Regions from separate parts of the Homo sapiens genome. Here region 2 is linked to region 1. Evidence: read pairs that join two places in POLR2A ChIA-PET (ENCODE). Cell type or tissue: MCF 10A. All regions are shown on one strand. Links, peaks and the distances in the headings refer to the core of each region. The heading gives the core; the rest is flanking DNA.

Evidence for each region. ChIA-PET counts read pairs that join two places held together with the same protein. Peaks named below come from ENCODE experiments on the same cell type or tissue, not always from the same donor. Only the 100,000 strongest peaks of a DNase experiment are listed, where the experiment ranks them.
Region 2: POLR2A ChIA-PET joins it to region 1 with 5 read pairs; 9 of 35 experiments call an interaction of 5 or more read pairs at or near these places.

What each region holds. Positions count from the first base shown.
Region 1 is chr21:42,393,256-42,399,164 of GRCh38, forward strand. TMPRSS3 (transmembrane serine protease 3) reads right to left here and starts at 2,797. Exons shown (of 13, transcript NM_001256317.3): 1 at 2,687-2,797; 2 at 2,069-2,213. The coding sequence starts at 2,162. RefSeq lists enhancers at 1-99, 890-2,089. In MCF 10A, for the core only: no CTCF peak of the experiment used is centred there; a DNase peak (open chromatin) is centred at 2,866.
Region 2 is chr21:42,321,509-42,334,452 of GRCh38, forward strand. No RefSeq gene overlaps it. Among named protein-coding and RNA genes, the nearest start is that of TFF3, 13 kb to the left of the region's middle. RefSeq lists an enhancer at 1-50. In MCF 10A, for the core only: no CTCF peak of the experiment used is centred there; no DNase peak of the experiment used is centred there.

The DNA of each region.
Region 1 (5,909 bases), core at 649-5,648:
AAAAAAAAAGCTTTCAACTTCTTGAGAAATGAAAACAATGCAAATGAGACATAACTACATGCCAACTTCACAATGATTCACATGAAGTGAAAGGAAATGGTCCCCCACCTACAGTCACAGGGGTAGAAACTGTGTAAACTTCCCAGCTGTGTAAACTTAGACACCGGAAAGCTCAAAAACAGATGAAAGTTTTGACCTAGCAGTTCCACTTCTAGGAATTTATCCTAAAATGTCACCATAGATATACGCAAATATCGACCCCCAAGGACACTTAGAAGAATGGCACTTATAATATTGATGCACAGGAAACGGACCAAATTACCCACAAAAAAGAACGGGTGAAATAACAAATGAGGTACACATATAATGGAATACCTATAGGAGGACAAGATGATATAGAAAACGGTTGGAGAGATTTTCTGTAAAGGACCAGACAGTAAATACAGCACTTAAACTTTATGGGCCATGCGGTCTGTCCTAACGACCCCACTCTGCTGTTATGGCGTGAAAGCAGCCACAGACAGTATGTGAACAAATGAGCATGTCTGTGTTCCAATAAAACTTTATTTACAAAAGAAGGGGGTGGGCCAGATTTGACCCATCAGCCATAGTTTGTCAACATCTAGAAAATATTTAATTATTTAATGCCATAGAAAGGTGAAGGTGATATTGTTAAAATTTTTTAAAAGCTTCAAAATAATACAAATAGTACATGTTACTTCCAAAGGAAATATAGATATATAGATAGAAAAAGGCAAGAAATTCAATAATAAATTGCTAATAGGATTATCTCTGAGTAATGATGCCGTCGTGGGTAATTTTTAAAAATCTTTTCAATGAACTGTATTTTCTAAATTGTTCTTCTAATGAACAATACATTACTCTATTTACAAGGAAAAGTTTTTGTTCCTCCCCACTACTTAGTCATAGCAAAATAATCAAAAAATAAGAGAAAGGAATATTATAGTGCTATTAATATTCATATTATTTATATTATAAAATATTAGGAACAACTATAGGTCAAACTATGATCAAATGGCTGTGTAAATTGCATATCTACTTGATGGAATACTGTGATTCCATAAGAAAAAATTTATAAAAACCTTTTATGGAAAAAACCCACCTGCCTATATCTGTACTGTGCATGAAACCACACATACGGGCAAAAGCAGGAAGAGACTTTGCAGACATAAAAACCAGGTAAGTTTTGGGAGTCAGGTGATTGCAAGATTTTTTTTTCTTTCATTGACACTTAGCTAATTTTGAGCCATATTTTTAAATGTGTGTCTTTTCAGTTACTTGAAACCTCTTCTCCCACCTCCCATCCTTTCCAAACCTCCTCCAAGCCAATTTTCCAGTTGGTTTAAAAGAAATCATTAGGGTGACCCCCACTCCCACTTTCTGGAACCTCAGGCAGAGCTCCTGTGGTTCCTCCCTAGCACCAATGTGTCAGGAATCTGCCTGCGTCCAAGCCCTGACTTCCAGAACCGGCAACCCCACAGCTCCCTTTGACCAGTCCTGACTATCTCTGGTCAAAAAGATCCTAGCCGTATAGGTTGCTAGAGAGTCCACTGTTTTATCAGGCATTTGTGACTTATTTACGAAACCAACTTTTTTCCTTCAGTTGTTAGGAGCCACTCCGTCATCTGCTGCTGGATTTTAATCTAGGCCTCTAATATCTTTGGCGACATCCAGTTTATCCTGAGTTTTCGGAGGGACTGGTGGCCACTGCTTCTCAGGACTTCCTGGAGGACTCAGAGATTTCCTGGCCAGGATCTGACCTCCTTCAGGATTGACAGGACAATTGTGGAGCCCCAGTCTCTGAAAACCTCCAACAAGAGAAGAAAACACCGGTCTCCAGGGAGAGAGCAAAGGGCTTAACGAAACGATCCCCTCTCCAATGCCCCTTCTCCCTGAGATTCTGCAGATCTAGGGAAGTGCAGGTGTCCAGCCTGTGGGTGTCAGAATGGCTGGGGAGATATTTCCCCCACAGGGACAGTCAGTCACATTGGTCACCTACATGAGGGTATGGGCAGAAATCACAGAGTCCTCACCTGGGTCCACTTACCTGGTGCAACAGGACTTATTTTCAAATCATCAAGGCCAAAAAGCGATCGGAATGAGAAGGGGGCTTCAACAGCAGGCGGATCATTTTCCCCCATGGTGACTATTTCAGGACCTCTGACATCCGGCTCCGCCTCCACCTCTACCTCCTTAGCCGAGGAAGAACAGAAAGCATTTGTTCCCCTATTTATACTTGTAGCATCAGGTGCATCTTGGTCATACGGTAAATCTTTGAAATTCGACAGTCCACACAAAGCGCATTCAGTATCGATTAACCAAAAACAGTCATCTGGTGAGAATGCATTTTCGTCTGAGCTACAGCAGATAACAGAAAAGCTTCTAGAATTAGCAAAAAAAAAAAAAAAAAAAAAGTATGAACTTAATTCTGCTAAGACAATGACTTTCCCATTGTTTGTCCAACCAATCTTCAAATCGATTGCTTTAGAGGGACTCCCTCTCACCATTTAGAAGTTGCCATATTGCTATTGTTCAGAAGATAAATTACTCTCAAAGCCCTTTCCATTGCTTTTTTGCGATTGTTTTCACCTGTCCCACATAAACGCAATTCTTTCCCTGTGCGTGTGGTACACCTACCATAAGCATAAGTAGTTTCGGTACTCACATAATTCCCGAGTCCCAAAAATGTAGATGGCACCACGGAAGAGATAGTAGGCCACAGTGTTACTGGCTTCCCATAAACACAGCCCTTTCCTGGCTCACACGGGCATGACCTAATTAAGAACGAAAGTACCCGAGCCGTCCGGTGCCCGGTCCTTCCCCCACATAGCAAAGTGGGGAGTGGCTTTGGACCAACGGCTTGCATCAAAATAACCCCGGGGCTGTGTTTCCTACGAAAGAATTCCACCTATCACAATGCCAAGGAGACCAGAGACCTTTCTAAGTCATTCCCTGTAACTCTGAGAGGGCGGAGGAAGCAGGGAAATAGCAGAAGATTCCCAATTAAATTCTAGTTCCCTCTCCCAGATATCAGGCATGGCTGCTCTGGGAACCTGCTTCCTCCAAGGGCTAAAATCCACAGGGGCTCCAGCAGGCACATCAGCACAGACACTCAGATCATCCGCTTTCATTCCCTTTGTGACTACCTGTTGTAACGTTTGAAATTCCAAAGGGATCTAGTAAGCCATTTGAAGCAACCCGTGTTTCCCAAGATCATAGTAAAATCTAAACAAGAGTTCTGTGCCAAAAATGTTCATTTCATTTCTATCGCAAGAAGAGCTTGAAAGAGTAACTTAGAAAAGCAAGAAGTTCATGTTGGGCCATTTTCTGGCTTTCATTCTTGCTGATACCTCTGTTTATTATCAGCATGTAGCAAATTACATCGTTTATCCATATAAAAAGAATAAGTGGGCAAATGGCTTCTGAAAGATGGAACCTGGGTGAGAACATCCCCTCCCAAACAGGCTGTGGTTGGCAAGCTGTACAACACTGAGAAGTGTTGAGAAGCATCTTCTCTCCTCACACCCATTTTACTCACCATTTCTGGAGCTGCCATCATTAAAAGCAGAAATAATTTCCTTTTTCATTATAAAAACAAGTGTGATGGTAAGCAGGCCGCCAACAGGTTAGTCCAATCGGGGAATATTTTCCCCAAGTCACTCAGCCTTGTCGACTCAATCATCGCAGCAAATGGCATTATCGCGGGCATCTGTGTAACCCAAGCTGCCGTGGGCCTATCAAATAGCCCTTGGTGGTATGGCTGCAGAGACCAGGGAGGGAAAAATGTGGCTTCCCTTTAATTAGTCAGTAAGGTGAGCAAACCTTTTCAGAAGCTTTGCATCAGGGAGTGATCGGAACACAGCCGCTCCTTTTACTTGAAAGAAGGGGTAGGCTCTGCCCAGTGCTGAGCATGTGACCGTCAAGAGGGCAGACATACTCTCTGGTGGGGGTTTCTGTCCCTCCCTGTAACTGAGCCCCCAAGTTCAATTCTGCAGCTACTCCTGCAGACAAAAGATGGGGAGCCTGAAGATGCTCATCACAGCCTGCGCTCCACAAAAGACACGTCATGTTTCCTTCCTCGGAGGCCTCTGCATCCCAAGAGGCTTCTGCACACAGCACTGCTTAAAGGGGTTTAACCGCTGCTGTGGGGACCAGAGCGCTGAGCATCTTTGAAGGGCTGAATTTACCATTGTGGATGGCAACTCGCAAATCCATGCATTTATTCAGCAAATATTTAGCAAGCATCTGCCATGGGCCAGACTCTAGACACAGTGCAGCCAGCAAGAAAAACAAAGTGCTCCCATGGGGCCCCAGATGTTAAGCGCTAGGAAGAGATTAGGCCGGGGAGGGTCTGAGAGAGATGAGGGCAGAGTGGTACAGGACGGCCTCTAGGGAGAGTGTTGTTTCAGCAGGGACCTTGATGATGTTTTAGTAGAGACCTTGGTGACCAGTGAAGTGAGTCTTGTGAAATTCCTCCAAGGAGGGCGACCACCAGCTCCAAAGCCTGGAATAGGGGCCACGCTGGAGTGTTTGAGGAACCCCAAGAGGGGCCGTGAGCCTAGAAAGCAGGGAACAGGGAATAGCCGATGGCAGATCCCAAGGCCCAGGGGCATGGGAAGGGCTCTGGTTTGCCTTTGATGTGTGGAAAGCCTTGGGCGATCTCAATGGGGCAAATTTGGGTTGACAGGCAGGGCATAGAGTGGGGTAAGGATGGGGGGACACAAGGACAGCCACAAGGAGGCTGCACCTCATGGGCCACAAGGGCCATGACTCGGCACGAGTGGTGATGACGGTGAGGACTGGCTGCCTGAGGTTGATTTTGAAGGCAGAATTGGCAGGATGTGCTGACGGCAAACGCCTGAGAGATGCGTCCAGGCAGTCCTTGATTAAGACAGTCTTACTTTCTCCGTCCCAGTAGGTACCTGCCCACACACCTGTCAGTGCCTTTGGGTGTGATCTATGGTCTCCTTCAAGCTCACACATCTCTCCTTCACCTATTTCCTGACTACTCTTTCTGGTCCCTCAACGAATGTTTGCCCTCAAAGGCAATGACAGGAAATTTAACATGTCATTCTTTCTTTGCTTTTACCTGTGTGTTATAGGAGATGCTCCCCGCTGGAGTACAGCTCTGGCGGGACAGAGTCTGGAATGCACTTTCACTCCTAAGACCCCGCCGTGCCCAGCACAGCCATGTGTGTGTGACAGGGGCTCTGTCTGCATAGAAGAGCTGATCATAAACCCTGGGGGGACAAATAACACCAAATCGACATACAATAACCAACTACGAGGGCATGTTAACACGTGTGTCAGATGTAGGTCAAAGGTCAAGCCAGCTCCCCACGGGGTAGCAGGGAGAGGCCCTACAAGGGTGGCTGGTCTTCCTTGCTGTAAAATATCCTCTCAGAAAGTTTACCGACAAATCAATTCCACTGAGCTCAAACTAAAATTTTGAGGAACCAAACAAATAAGCTTATCTGGGGCCCAGCGCGTGATAGTTACGCAGCCAGTGCCATGAGCAGACTTGGTTTCAGGGCATGAGCGCCTTATCCTATCCTGATGTCTCCTGGGAGCCCCATGAAGCTTTAGTAACGATTTGCAAACAGCTTGAGTTACAGGCACATTCTCTTCAGTAAGTGAGGGAGGAAACTGGTAGACTCTTCCCTGATGGGCTTGGAAGATAACTTTTCAAGTTAGGAAGGCAGGATGAAGCTAGATGTAGGCATCTTCTGGCCTACACAAATAAGATTTTTTTAAGAGAAATGCATAGAAGCATTTTTCATTTTAATATGTTATAAACATAACACAATTGCTCAAAACAGGGTTTATTATTTAGAAGAGAAAAATATACTTGAGTAGAGACTATATTTCATACCCAAATCTACTTTTTC
Region 2 (12,944 bases), core at 4,486-9,485, 68 kb before region 1:
ATTGCTGGTCTCCATGAGTCCCTGGCTATCATCAATCCCCAGACATGTATTTGATCCCTTCCCAAACTCCCCTGTCACCAGAATTATCCCCAGTGGACTCTTTCATTCCCATTTCCTTGTCTCAGGGGAGGCTAAGACAACACTGGCTGGTGAGGGCTCCGGGACTCTCGCGTTCTGGTGGGGCTTGGGCTGGGCTCTGCCCGATGGAGGGCAGGGCACGCGGCAGCTCATGCCCAGGGCACAGCGGGACAGAGAGGCAGCCCTGTGAGAGGCTGTCAAAGCCAGGACACTTTTCAGACAGGTGAGTGGAGGTGCTGTGAATAATGATGCCAGGACAAGAGTTGTGGCCAGGGAGTGTGCCTGGCAAACTGGGACCAGGACCCCCTGCCAAGAGGACATTCCACAAGCCCCCCACTGGGCTGCAGTCATTTCCAGAGACTTGAACACTGTGGAACTAGGACAGAGGGAGGAACAGGCACCCCCCCCAACTTTGGAAATGGAGACACAGTCAGGTGATCCCAACACACGTGTGGCATAGCATCATGCCCTGACATATGTGGTCGTGCACAGATGGGGAAGGTACATGGATACATGTGTGTGCATCTGGCCCTGCAATGGGTCGGGGAGCTAAGGAGCCACACAGCACTCACGGGGCCAACCACAGCACTAGGTGTCTTTGTCTTTGTCTCCCATTCTGTGGGGATTGGTTCCTTCTCTTTTGGAAAGAAAAGTCAGTTAATCCTATGGTTTCTAAAGTCACAAAACATAGTTGCCATTTAGGCATAGTTGCCATTTAGGAGTTGACATGTCCAGTCCCATATGACAATCAAAATTCTGAACTTGACTTAAAATTAGATGTTTTCATTTGATGCCATAAAGGAATTAGTGGACATTTTTAGCATGGGGTGGATCTTTGAGTGTGTAGCTCTACGTATATGACACACATATGGATGTAAACGTTTACATGTATCAGTATCTCTTCAAGGTATAGACTGAAATATTATGTATAATCTGTGGAATTGTCTTCAAAATAATTCAGGAAGGATAATTAGAGGTAGTAAGTATAGATAAAACAAGATTGGCCATAAGTTGATACTTGCTGAAACTCATTGATGGGGGTTCATCATACTATTATCTCTACTTTAATATATGTTTGCAATTTGCCATAATTAATAAATTGAACCCTCTCCCTCTCCTGGCCTGCTGCTCCAGGGGTAGGAACAGTTGTTGGGGCAAGGGCAGGGTAGAGGGGAGTAAGGGGAACTGGGAATGGGGAACGGAAGCTCTTCCTATACTGGACTGATGTTTCCCAGGTTGGCTCCACATTCTCTGGGCCCATCAGGTGCTTGAAACAAACGCCTTATCTCATGTGCTGCTTCCGGGGGGTCTTCAGGGGTTCCTCATCTGCAGATCCTTGGACACTGGGGATGCACTTTCCACTAGCTCATCAATTTCTCCTCCCATCCCCGGGAACATGGTGTTGTCTTTGGTTTCTCTGAGATGATGTCTGCTCCCACCTCAAGTGTCTCTCTTGTACAAAGTCTAGGATGACGGACACAGTTCTCTTGAGCTCCATGGCTTACCTGTGGTTCACCGGACACATTTGTGCCTCCTTCACCCCAACACACTCTGGGATGCAGGCAGATCCTAACGGTTCGTCCTGTTCCTCACTAGATATTAGAGTCCCCAAGAGTCAGAAACCGGTGTCCTGTAGCCTCCAACCATGGAGGACATGCACCACGCTCTCTTGGTGGACCCACTAAGACCTCATTCCTAAGACCTGAGACTAGAGACAGGCACACCCCACCCTTACCCCCTGTGGCAAGATGACAGTGAGAGAGACTCACAGCATATCAGCAACTCCTTAAAAATTCTCACACTTAGCATTTTCTACAAAATTCCCTTCCCTTAAACCTTTTGTAGCATCAGTAGAGGCAAAATACTGAAGAATCATCTAACAATTCTCAGCCAAATTGTTTTTGATGTTTCATGGTCTATTGTCTCACTTTGAAATATGACATCTACTGTTTCTTGATGTCTCAGCTAAATCTCCTCTCCAACACCCACAACACCAAGAGTTCCAACTATATTTATTCATTGTGTTACGGGAAAGGCGTCCTGATCCAAACCCCAAGAGAGGGTTCTTGGATCTTGGGCAAGAAAGAATTCAGGGCGAGTTCACAGTGCAAAGAGAAAGCAAGTTTATTAAGAAAGTAAAGGAATAAAAGAACGGCTACTCCATAGACAGAGCAGCCCTGAGGGCTGCTGGTTGCCCATTTTTATGGTTATTCTTGACGATATGGCAAACAAGGGGTGGATTATTCATGCCTCCCCTTTTTAGATCATCTAAGGTAACTTTCTGACGTTGCCATGGCATTTGTAAACTGTCATGGCGCGGGTGGGAGTGTAAAAATGAGGACGACCACAGGTCACTCTCGTGGCCATTTTGGTTTCAGTGGGTTTTGGCCGGCTCCTTCACTGCAACCTGTTTTATCAGCAAGGTCTTTATGACCTGTATTTTGTGCTGACCGCCTATCTCATCCTGTGACTTAGAATGTCTTAACCGTCTGGGAATGCAGCTCTGTAGGTTTCAGCCTCATTTACCCAGCTCCTATTTAAGATGGAGTTGCTCTGGTTCATATGCCTCTGACAATTGGATTCTGTATTTAGATATAAAACCCAAAGACAGAGGTCTAAATGTGTTTCTTGAGGGCTCCTACTGGGCAGATAACTGTGACAGACTTTGGTGAGAGAGAACAAAGGCAAAAAATGTGTAGCTCCTTCCCATGAGAGACTTTGGAGTATAAGGGAAGACTAGATGTGCAGACAAATTATGGACTTTACCGAAGGGCCTGAAAGAAGAATTGAGGAAGCAGAGACGTGCCTATTCAAGGATGAGAAGACCATGGATTCTAAAGGTGGTAATTTTCTCAAAATAAACTATATATTCAACTTATTTTCTATCAAAGTCTCAAAGGAAGATTGTAATTAAATGTCACAAACTGACTTCAGGATTTAAATGAAAAGATAAAGCACCAAAAATACCTAGTAAAAGTTTAAAGAACGGTTCCCAGGAAGAGGAAAAGAAGAATCAGAAGATATCTATCCTATCAGACATTAAGACTGATTACAAAACTACTGTGTTTAAAGCAGGGAAGTACGGGTGCGGGGATAAAATCAGACAACTGGAGCAGAACAGAAAGGTCAGAAATAGATCCATACACATAAGAAAATGTGGATAATATATTTGATATCAATGGGGAAACAGGACAATTGAATAAATGGTACCATGACAATCAGTTATCTGTATTTTAAAAAGACAAATTCAGATCCCCACCTAATGACGCTAAGCTATTTTTAATTATCTACATTGAAAAAGGTAAATTTAGAACCACAATTTAACAACCCATTAACAAGTTTTCCTCTCTGCCCTGGCTGGCTTCCTGGGGAGCTGGACGAGCTCTGCCTGGGTGCTCAGTGCCCCTGAGCCAGGACACTTAGTACTGCGGTCCGTCCCGTTTATGCTGTGTGGCTCCTCAGCTTCCTGACCCATTGCAGGGCCAGATGCACACACATGCATCCATGTACCTTCCCCGTCTGTGCATGACCATGTATGTCAGAGCATGACAATATGCCACATTTGTGTTGGGATTGCTTGTCTGTGTCTCCGTGCCCAAAACTGGGGGAGTGCCTGTTCCTCCCTCTGTCCAAGTCCCACAGTGTTCAAAGTGAATTACAGGCCCAAAGTGAAAAGTAAAACTTTAAGTCACTAAAAGTAGAGATAGTCAACCAGCTCATACTAGACCCTGCCCTTCTTGATATAACAATGAAAACTCTGGAAAAAGCACAAAGCAATGGCCTGATGGCACTGGAAAGTGAGAAAAACAAACCAAGCACAGCTGTCTGAGATCCTGGAGGGGAGCTGACCCTGGAAGAAGGAGAGGGAATGCTGCGAATTTATTTCTGTATGGGATTTTGCCTGAGGGTAGGTCACAGTGGGTGTTGTATAGTTGCGGCTAAAACACCAGTGGAAACCTGTGGTCCTTCAGGCTGGAGAATCACTGTACTGAGAAAAGGGCAAACCCAGCTGCAGGAAAGCGAAAGAGGAATCCCAGAAAGGAGAGAGCTAGAGAGGAGAAGCTCCAAATTCTGTGTGAAAACCCTTCCCAAGTCTCTCTCTGACCCATGGACCATCCACATACAGGACAGACTCTGGCTAAAGATGAAGAAACTGAAGTTTGAATGACACCCAAGAAGCAGAGTTTGACGTTTGAATCCAATGGAGATGATTGCCTGTCAAAACAAACATACAAAATAAATAAACAGGCAAACACAACTATCTTCAGAGGAATAGAACAGAATCTGCATTCCCCACAACGTAGCAACACAATGTCCTGGCCACAATCGGAAATTACTAAACACACAACCAACAGGAATGTCTCATGCGTTCTGAAGAGAAAAAAAGCCATCAACCTGAGATGACCCAGACATTGCAATGACCAGATAAAGATTTTAAAACAATTAGTATAAGTATGCTTGAGGAAATAAAGAAATATTGCTTATAATGTATGTAAAAATAGAAAATCCCAGAAAAAGAAAATTTAAAAACTGTGTAAAAATAACCAAGTAGAAAGTATAGAACTGAGGGGAGTCAGGTGTGGTGGCTCATGCCTGTAATCCCAGCACTTTGGGAGGCTGAGGCGGGTGGATTACGGGAGGTCAGGATTTCAAGACCAGCCTGGCCAACATGGCAAAACCCCGTCTCTACTAAAAAATACAAAAAACAAAAAATTAGCTGGGTGTAGTGGTGCACACCTGTAGTCTGAGCTACTTGGAAGGCTCAGGCAGGAGAATCACTTGAACCCAGGAGATGGAGGTTGCAGTAAGCCAAGATCACACCACTGCACTCCAGCCTGGGCAACAGAGCAAGACTCTGTCTCAAGAAAAAAACAAAAAGAACTGAGAAGTATATGTGTGAATAATAAATCTACAGTGAATATAAACTAAATAAATAAGTAAATGAAAGAATAGTAAATATGTACATGAAAGTAAAACGTATTGAAGTCTTAGAGTAAAGTGAAGATGACAGAGGAAAGTCAATTAACGTAAAAGATAGCACACTTTAAATTATCCAGTTTGAAGAATAGAAAGAAAAAAAAGGTTGAAGAAATGAACAAAGCCCCAACTACCTGTGGGACAATATCATAAAGTCTGACAGCGTGAAATCAGAAAAAAAAAAAAAAAAAAGTGGCCAGACATGGTGGCTCATGACTATAATCCCAGAACTTTGGGAGGCTGAGGTGGGAGGATCACTTGAGGCCAGGAGTTCGAGACCAGCCTGGCCAACAAAACGAAACCCTGTCTCTACTAAAAATACAAAAAAATTAGCTGGACATTGGGATGCACACCTACAATCCCAGCTAGTCAAGAGGCTGAGGCACGAGAATCTCTTGAACCTGGGAGGCGGAGACTGCAGTGAGCCGAGATTATGCCACTGCACTCCAGCCTGGGTGACAGTGAAACTCTTTCAAAAAAAAGAAAAAAAAAAAAGCCAGAGAAAAAATTAAGAATGCTGAATCTTTGAGAAGATATTTCTTTTTAAAAGATAAACCTCTAACGAGACTGGTCAGGAGAAAAAATAAAGAAAACACAAGCTACCAACATCAGGAATGAAAGATAGGCTATTACTATCATGGTACAGACATTAAAAGGATAACTAGATAATATTTAGAGTAACTTAATACCAACAAATTTGGTAACTTAAATATGAAATGAACAAATTCCCTGTAAAACACAATTTACCAAAATGGACACAGACAAAAAATAGGAAACCTAAATAGTCTTATGTCTATTAAAAATTTTGAAGTTGCTATCAAAAACCTTCCTACAAAGAAAATCGCAGGCTTGAGTGGTTTCACTGTTGCATTCTACCAAACACAAATGAAGACCTTTAATCCATACAAACCTAGGAAAAAGATGAGCTGGGCATATTTTCCGACTCACTTTATGAGGCCATCATAAGCCTAATATGAAAACTTGACAAATATATTATGAATAATGAAAGAGCAACATCAACACAGATTGAAAAATACTTATAAAAATATTAGCAAATTCAACCCAGCAAGATATAAAAACAATATGTCAAGATGTAGATTTTTTTTTCTAAGAAAAACAAGGTAGAGTTTAACATCAAATAATCAATGCAGTTTAACAGAAAAAAATTTTAAAACATGTAATCATTTCAATGAATGTGTAAAAAGCGTTTAACAAAATTAACACTGATACATGATAAAAATTCCCAGAAAACTCGGAATAAAGAGATCATTCTTAAGCTAATAAAGGAAATCTACAAAAAATACAACATTATACTAACTGGTGAAATATTGAATATTCTCCTCCTAAAATCTAGGCCAAAGCAAGAATTCCCACTCTCATCACTTTTATTTAACATTGTAATGGTGCTTCTAGCAATGGTATAAAGCAAGGAATAAAAGGCATAAAGATCAGAAAGGAAGAAGGAAAACTGTCTTTATTCAAGGAAGATCATTTGATTTTCAATTGCCTGTTGCTAATATATGAACACCATTGATTTTTGTATATTAACTTTGTTTCCTGTAACCTTGTTTTAAAGAATTTTTTAAATAGATTTTTTAAAGGATGCTCTAAAATAGCACAAATCATGAAGGTGCAGTTGATAAATCTGACTCAATTACAATTAAGGATATCTATTCATCAAGACATGATAGAGGAGTAAAAAAAAAAGTCTAGTCATGAACTAGGAAAAGATATTTGAAACCCATGTAACTGACAAAGGATTGCTATAAAGGATAGGTAAAGAACTCCTTCAAACCAGTGAGAAAAAGACAAATAACATGATTTTTTAAATATACAAATAGGATTGCCACTGAAAAGAAAAGCTAGGTAGTCAATAAGGATATGGAAAGAAGCTCAACCTCACAAAAAGTCAAGGAATTACAAATAAACCAATGTTAAAATATCACTTTACTTAACATCAGATTGCACTGATTACCAAATGTCGACAAGTTGTGGAGAAATAGAAACTCTTATGCAAATCTGGCAAAAAGGTAATTGACACACCCTCTTTGGCAAGCATTTTGACAACAGCCAGTAAATTGAAGAAGTCCGTATTGTTCTGATAGAAAGAAACTGGAAACATTATACCTAGTTGCCTATCAATTGGGGATTGAATCCTGTGGAATATTATACACATGTTAAAATGAATGAAGCAAATATATTTTTATTAATGCAAATACATTTCAAAAGTTAAAAATAAGATATAAGTTGAAAAGGCTGCATACTAGGATACCATTTCTGATTATTTTAAAAAACAACAAAATAATACCATGTATTGTTTATGGGTATCATGGGAATAATGCCCACTGACTCAGGAAGAGTGGTTAATTCTGGGGAGGGAGGAAAAAGGATGGATTAAAGGAGTACTTTTATGATTTTATTTCTTTTTAAAATGAGAGGCATTTTTAAAGTGAGAGGCATCAAGGCATAAGTAACTGACAAGTTGATGAATCTGGGTAGCACATATATAGATGACACTACATTAGATACCATTCAAGGAAAGGCATTTGACATATGGCTATTTAAAATTTTTATTTAAAGAAATCCAAATAACGCAGGTGGTGTGGGCAGCAAGTCCCAGCTGCTGGGTGTGAGAGAGGCTGGGAGAAGCCAGCCCTGAGGCTGGGAGTGGCACATGGGTCCTGGTTTGGGGGCCATTCTCATGCTTCATCCCGGTTGCCTGGCCAATACCCCAGGGGTTTATCTGGTGAGGGATGGGGAAGGGACCACTGACAGAGTAGGAGCATTGCCATCTTGGACAAGCACCGCCATTTTAAAGTTCACCTTGATCAAAAACTGCCTAAATCCAAAGGGCATCAGCCTAATGGCTAAGGTCAGCAGGACCATAAACCACAAATGACATCTCTGACCAGAAACTTTCCAACCATAAGAAATAAACTCCTCCCCGACCAGAGGCATGCCAGGCCCAAGATAACCTCCCCTCCAGCCAGAGACATTCCAACCCCACCATAAAGTTCTCCCCAACACGGAAACATTCCAAGCTTGTGATAAGCTCTCACCCTAAAACCAATAAATACTCTTAGTCTGTAAGAGAGAGTGCTCCTGACCAAAGTGACCAGAAGCCCCTCTCAGGTTTATTCTCCAAAATCAACCTGTCTTTGACTGTTGAGCCACTTTTTGCATTTCTTTCCTCTTTCTTTAACTCTTACAACCACTTTTAAATCCCAGAAGCATCCAGCTTGATGGCAAATAAAAGTCTTAAGTCCTTTCACATTTTAAAATTTTAATTCCCAGGTCTTTGGGCCCCTGCAGTGCAATCTCAACTTTCTCTCTATATTAGCAGAGTCGACAGATCCACCTGAGGATGAGTGCCTGACTGTGTCCTGGACAAGCAAGGAGCTTGAACTAGAGAGGGAATTAACATCCCAGTGGAGAAGCACTAGAAAGAGTCAATGTTTAATACAAGTAATCTCTGGATCAAATGCACCATGGGTGTGTCACCCATGCTGTGCCCCAGGTCATCCCTCCCCTCGAAGTCTGTCAGAGAACATAAACTAAAGATTATTTTTCTGACTTCTTGAAAATGACCATTACTTTGTTCAAAGAGAAGAAGGGTCATTGGTGGCTGCTCACCACTAGAGGAGAAGAAACGGTCTCTTTGATTTTTCATGGGAATCTAGAAATAGAATGGTCAGAATTGAAAGTACCTTACATCTCATAAAATGCAACCATAGCTGGTGCCTAATCCCACCACATTCTCTGCAATTGTTAGCCTAGATGACTAGAGAGTAGTTTTTAGGGAATTCAAAAGAAATTGAAAGCAGGGCCCACCCTTAAGAAATATGTTGTCTACCAAAACAAAAACATGGTGGGACTATCAGAACTGCAAAGTGACTGTATGAGATGGCCCAGATGGAAACCACACATGACCTCTGGAGCCTTACCCTGGGGCTTCCCTGTTTGTGCAGAGAAAAGGGTGATTTCCCTGTGTGGAGGAGGAGCCCCTTACAGTCGGCTACCTTTCCAGGGCTGGTGTCCACAGGACTCTGGGTGGTTTGTGCTAAAGGTGCCCTGTGGACATTTCTTAGGTTTGAGGCAGGCATGCCTCTCACTTGACTCTTCCTACTCACCATCAGCTCCATGTTTCAAAGGATGCTTTTTCCCTGCTGTAATGTATTCATCTCATTCACTGTTTACTCCATCCAGGAACTGAAAGCAAAGTGTGAGATCACAAAATATGGCAACATCTTCAGGCAAGAGCCTACCTTAATTGCCAATGCCTCCTGGTGGCTCTTCATTATAGAGGCAGCCCATGTTCTCAAGACTTATAATAGCCCTGTTTTACATATCAAATGGCAAGAAGCTAAATACCAACTCTCCTTAATACATTATTCATACTTCCGTGGCACTCATATGATATCTTGTTTTTCAATGTCTTAAGGAGTTTTACCAAAGAGTTAAGATTTGTTGAGTTCCTATGGACAGAAGTATTATTGAACAAAGAATATCAGTCAATATTTATTTAACATCCACTGTGTGCACAGCCTTCAGTCCAGGTGCTGTGGGAGGTTACAAAAGAAGAAGATGATATGGTCAGTGTTGATAAGAAAGCTGCAGTCATGGAGGCATCATAAACTCCAACTCAGCCCCCAGCATTATGAAATCCATGCAGCATTCATATCGATATGTCGTGTCCTCTAGCAGCTCAACATATTAAGAGGGGTTGAGAAGGTAAATATGGTCATTTAAAAAATCAATTCACAGATACACATACAGTCAACAGGGAGGAAAAATATGTGGTTTTAGGCCTCAATGTTAGCACAACACTCCTAATAGAGGAAGTCTTAAAGGGAAAGAAGACTCTGAATTGGCTCTGCCAGGCAGAGGTGATCTGACTGAGTCAATGGAGATGTGTTACTTGAGAGGTGAGAAAGAGGATAGTAAATGGAGATGCAACAAGAAAATACCTTTCTCCAGGGCAGCAGGGCAGGGCCAGACAGTCCTGAGACTCAGAGTAGAAATGGTGGATGATGCCCTGGACAGCCCTTGGGCAGAAGAGTACTTGACTTCCAGATGGCAGCTGCTCAAGAACCCAAGGTGCAGTGGCCATGACCTGGGCTCTTCACTCTCCTCTACCCTCTTAGGTTCTTCAGCTCTCTGCAAATTAAACTTGTTAAAAAGGAAGATTAACAGGAGAAAAAGAAAACAAACTTGATGTTGATATTTTAATTTTTAAGTGCATAGAGACCTTCATAGAAAAGAAATGAAGATCCCAAGAAGTGGTTACACCTAGGGGCTTATATACCACTTTAACAATAGGTAATAAATTATGGAGAAGTGATAAGGGGAAGGGAAAGAAATTTGGAGTCCTAGAGGTGGGAAATTGTGGGAAGGTAAATATCTGAGGGAAACTAATGGAAGATGAGGGTTATTTTAGTAAAGTTCATTTGTGCAGACCCATCTCAGTGCCAACTTTCAGTCCCCTGGTAGGGGAGAGAGGAAGAAATACCTTCACAAAGGAAAATTTATGTCCTGCTTTGAGGCAGATTAAGGAGGCCAAAGTGCTCTTTCTGCATTTGATGCTTCTTCATTGCCTTCATCTCAAAATAATTCCTATTCCAAAGCGGCATATCTCGGGGATAGCAATTCTGATCTCCTTCACTTTCATCTCTGCTGAGGTACAGGAAGACTGACAGGTGATGCCCCATAGGGTCTAGAGACAGAAAAGTGGAATTCAAGTTTTGTGGGTGTCATTGGACATCCAGCCATAGTTTCCTGCTGGATAATAATGATGCCTTCCTTGCCCACCCTCGCAAGGTAGGTGTGAGGCTCAAGCAATGGTAGGCAGTGCAACCTGAAGGGTGAAGCACTGTCCACCTGCTGTTAGCAGATGTCATTGCTGTTATAAGAAGTAAACACACAATGACTACTCTATAGTGGTTGTGACTGTCTCAAGATGCAAACTCTGTAGACATACTCAATCAGTCCCTCATGATTCTGTTCAGTTTGACTTGACCTAACTCACCGGCCAGCCTCCTGGGCTGTCTCCCCCTCGAGGTTTCATGCCCAGAGTGACTGTTCACTCCTGGAGCAGATCCTTGCCTTCACCATCCCTTCTAGCTCTTCTCCTGAGCCTCCTCTGCTTGGGTGGGAGTGGCTCTCAGCTCAGCTCCCTGCCACCCCAGCTGCAGGAGGATGGAAGTCATTGATTGCAGTAGGGTGTGTGTGAAAGTGGGATGGGTAAATGAAGACAATAAACCATCTTGACCTGGCCCGAAGCTCACAGGTTTGGAGCCTTGCAGTGCAGTGCTGACCTCTGAGCCCAGAAGTCAGTTTTCCAGCAAATGGCATGGCTCTGGTGGCTGAATGATTAAAAACCTTCAGCAAAGGAGGCTGAATGCCTGCTGATCATCAGACTTTTATAGATTCCAGGTAAAGCAAAGGCAGGAAGAGAGGCAGGGACCCTGGGCTTGTTTATTTGACATAATGAGGGTTATTTGGTCATAATTCAATACACTCAATGTGCCAAGGTACAGTTTGCAAAAGAACACAGCCATAAAGCAGGTGAGTTCAGAGAAATCCAGAGATAATACAAAGCTCATGGGGTTATTGTGAGTGACAAGGAATGCAGAAGCAAGCACTGGGATCGCATTTCCCAACCCCCACCCCACTCCTTTTTTTTCTGAGACAGAGTCTCACTCTGTCACCCAGACTGGAGTGCAGTGGCATGATCTTGGCTCGCTGCAACCTCCAACTCCAGGGTTCAAGTGATTCTCCTGCCTCAGCCTCCTGAGTAGCTGGGAATACAGGTGTGCACCACCACGCTCAGCTAATTTTTGTGTCTTTAGTAGAGACGGGGTTTTGCCATGTTGGCCAGGCTGGTCTTGAACTTGCGACCTCAAGTGATTCGCCCACCTCAGCCTCCCAAAGTGCTGGGATTACAGGCATGAGCCACCGCGCCCGGCCCCCAAACCTTTTTGACTTGTGAACACATTTCACAGGGAAAAGAAACCCATCTTACCCATCTTGTTTGGAATTTTACAAAAACTTATTTGCAGTAACCTTGTCTGGCATAAGATAAGATGAACTGATATAAAACTATTTTATTTTAGATAAGCGTTTCATCAAAAATGCAATAATTCAGATTATGGTCATTTGTTTTCCTTTTTAACCTTATTTTTAATTCTAGAGAAATTTTGATGTGCTCTATGAGACTTTTAAGCCAATCCATCAGATAACTTACCTATTGAAAAGCATAAGATGAATTGGCACTATTGTCATTTTTATTATTATTGTCTTATCCTCTTCCTCATTAGCACCTTTCTTCTCTTCTCTCTTCCTTCCTTCATTCCTCCCTCCCTCTCTCTCTTTCTTTCTTTCTCTCTCTTTCTTTCTTTCTCTCTCTCTTTCTCTCTCTCTCTTTCTTTCTTTCTTTCTTTCTTTCTTTCTTTCTTTCTTTCTTTCTTTCTTTCTTTCTTTCTTTCTTTCTTTCTTTCTTTCTTTCTTTCTTTCTTTCTCCTTTTTTGACAGTTTCACTCTTGCCCCTAGGCTGGAGTCCAATGGCACGATCTCAGCTCACTGCAACCTCTGCTTCCCAGGGTCAAGTGATCCTCCTGCCTCAGCCTCCCGAGTAGCTGGGATTACAGGCACACACCACCATGCCTGGCTAATTTTTGTATTTTTAGTAGAGACAGGGCTTCACCATGTTGGCCAGGCTGGTCTCAAACTCCAGACCTCAAGTGATCCATCCACCTTAGCCTCCCTAAGTGCTAGGATTACAGGTGTGAGCCACCTCGCCCGGCCCCCTACATTTCTTGACTGGTATTTCTTTTCCTTTCTGCTGTTAACCAACAGCTATTCTGATGAAAAATTAATCAATATATTGCTAA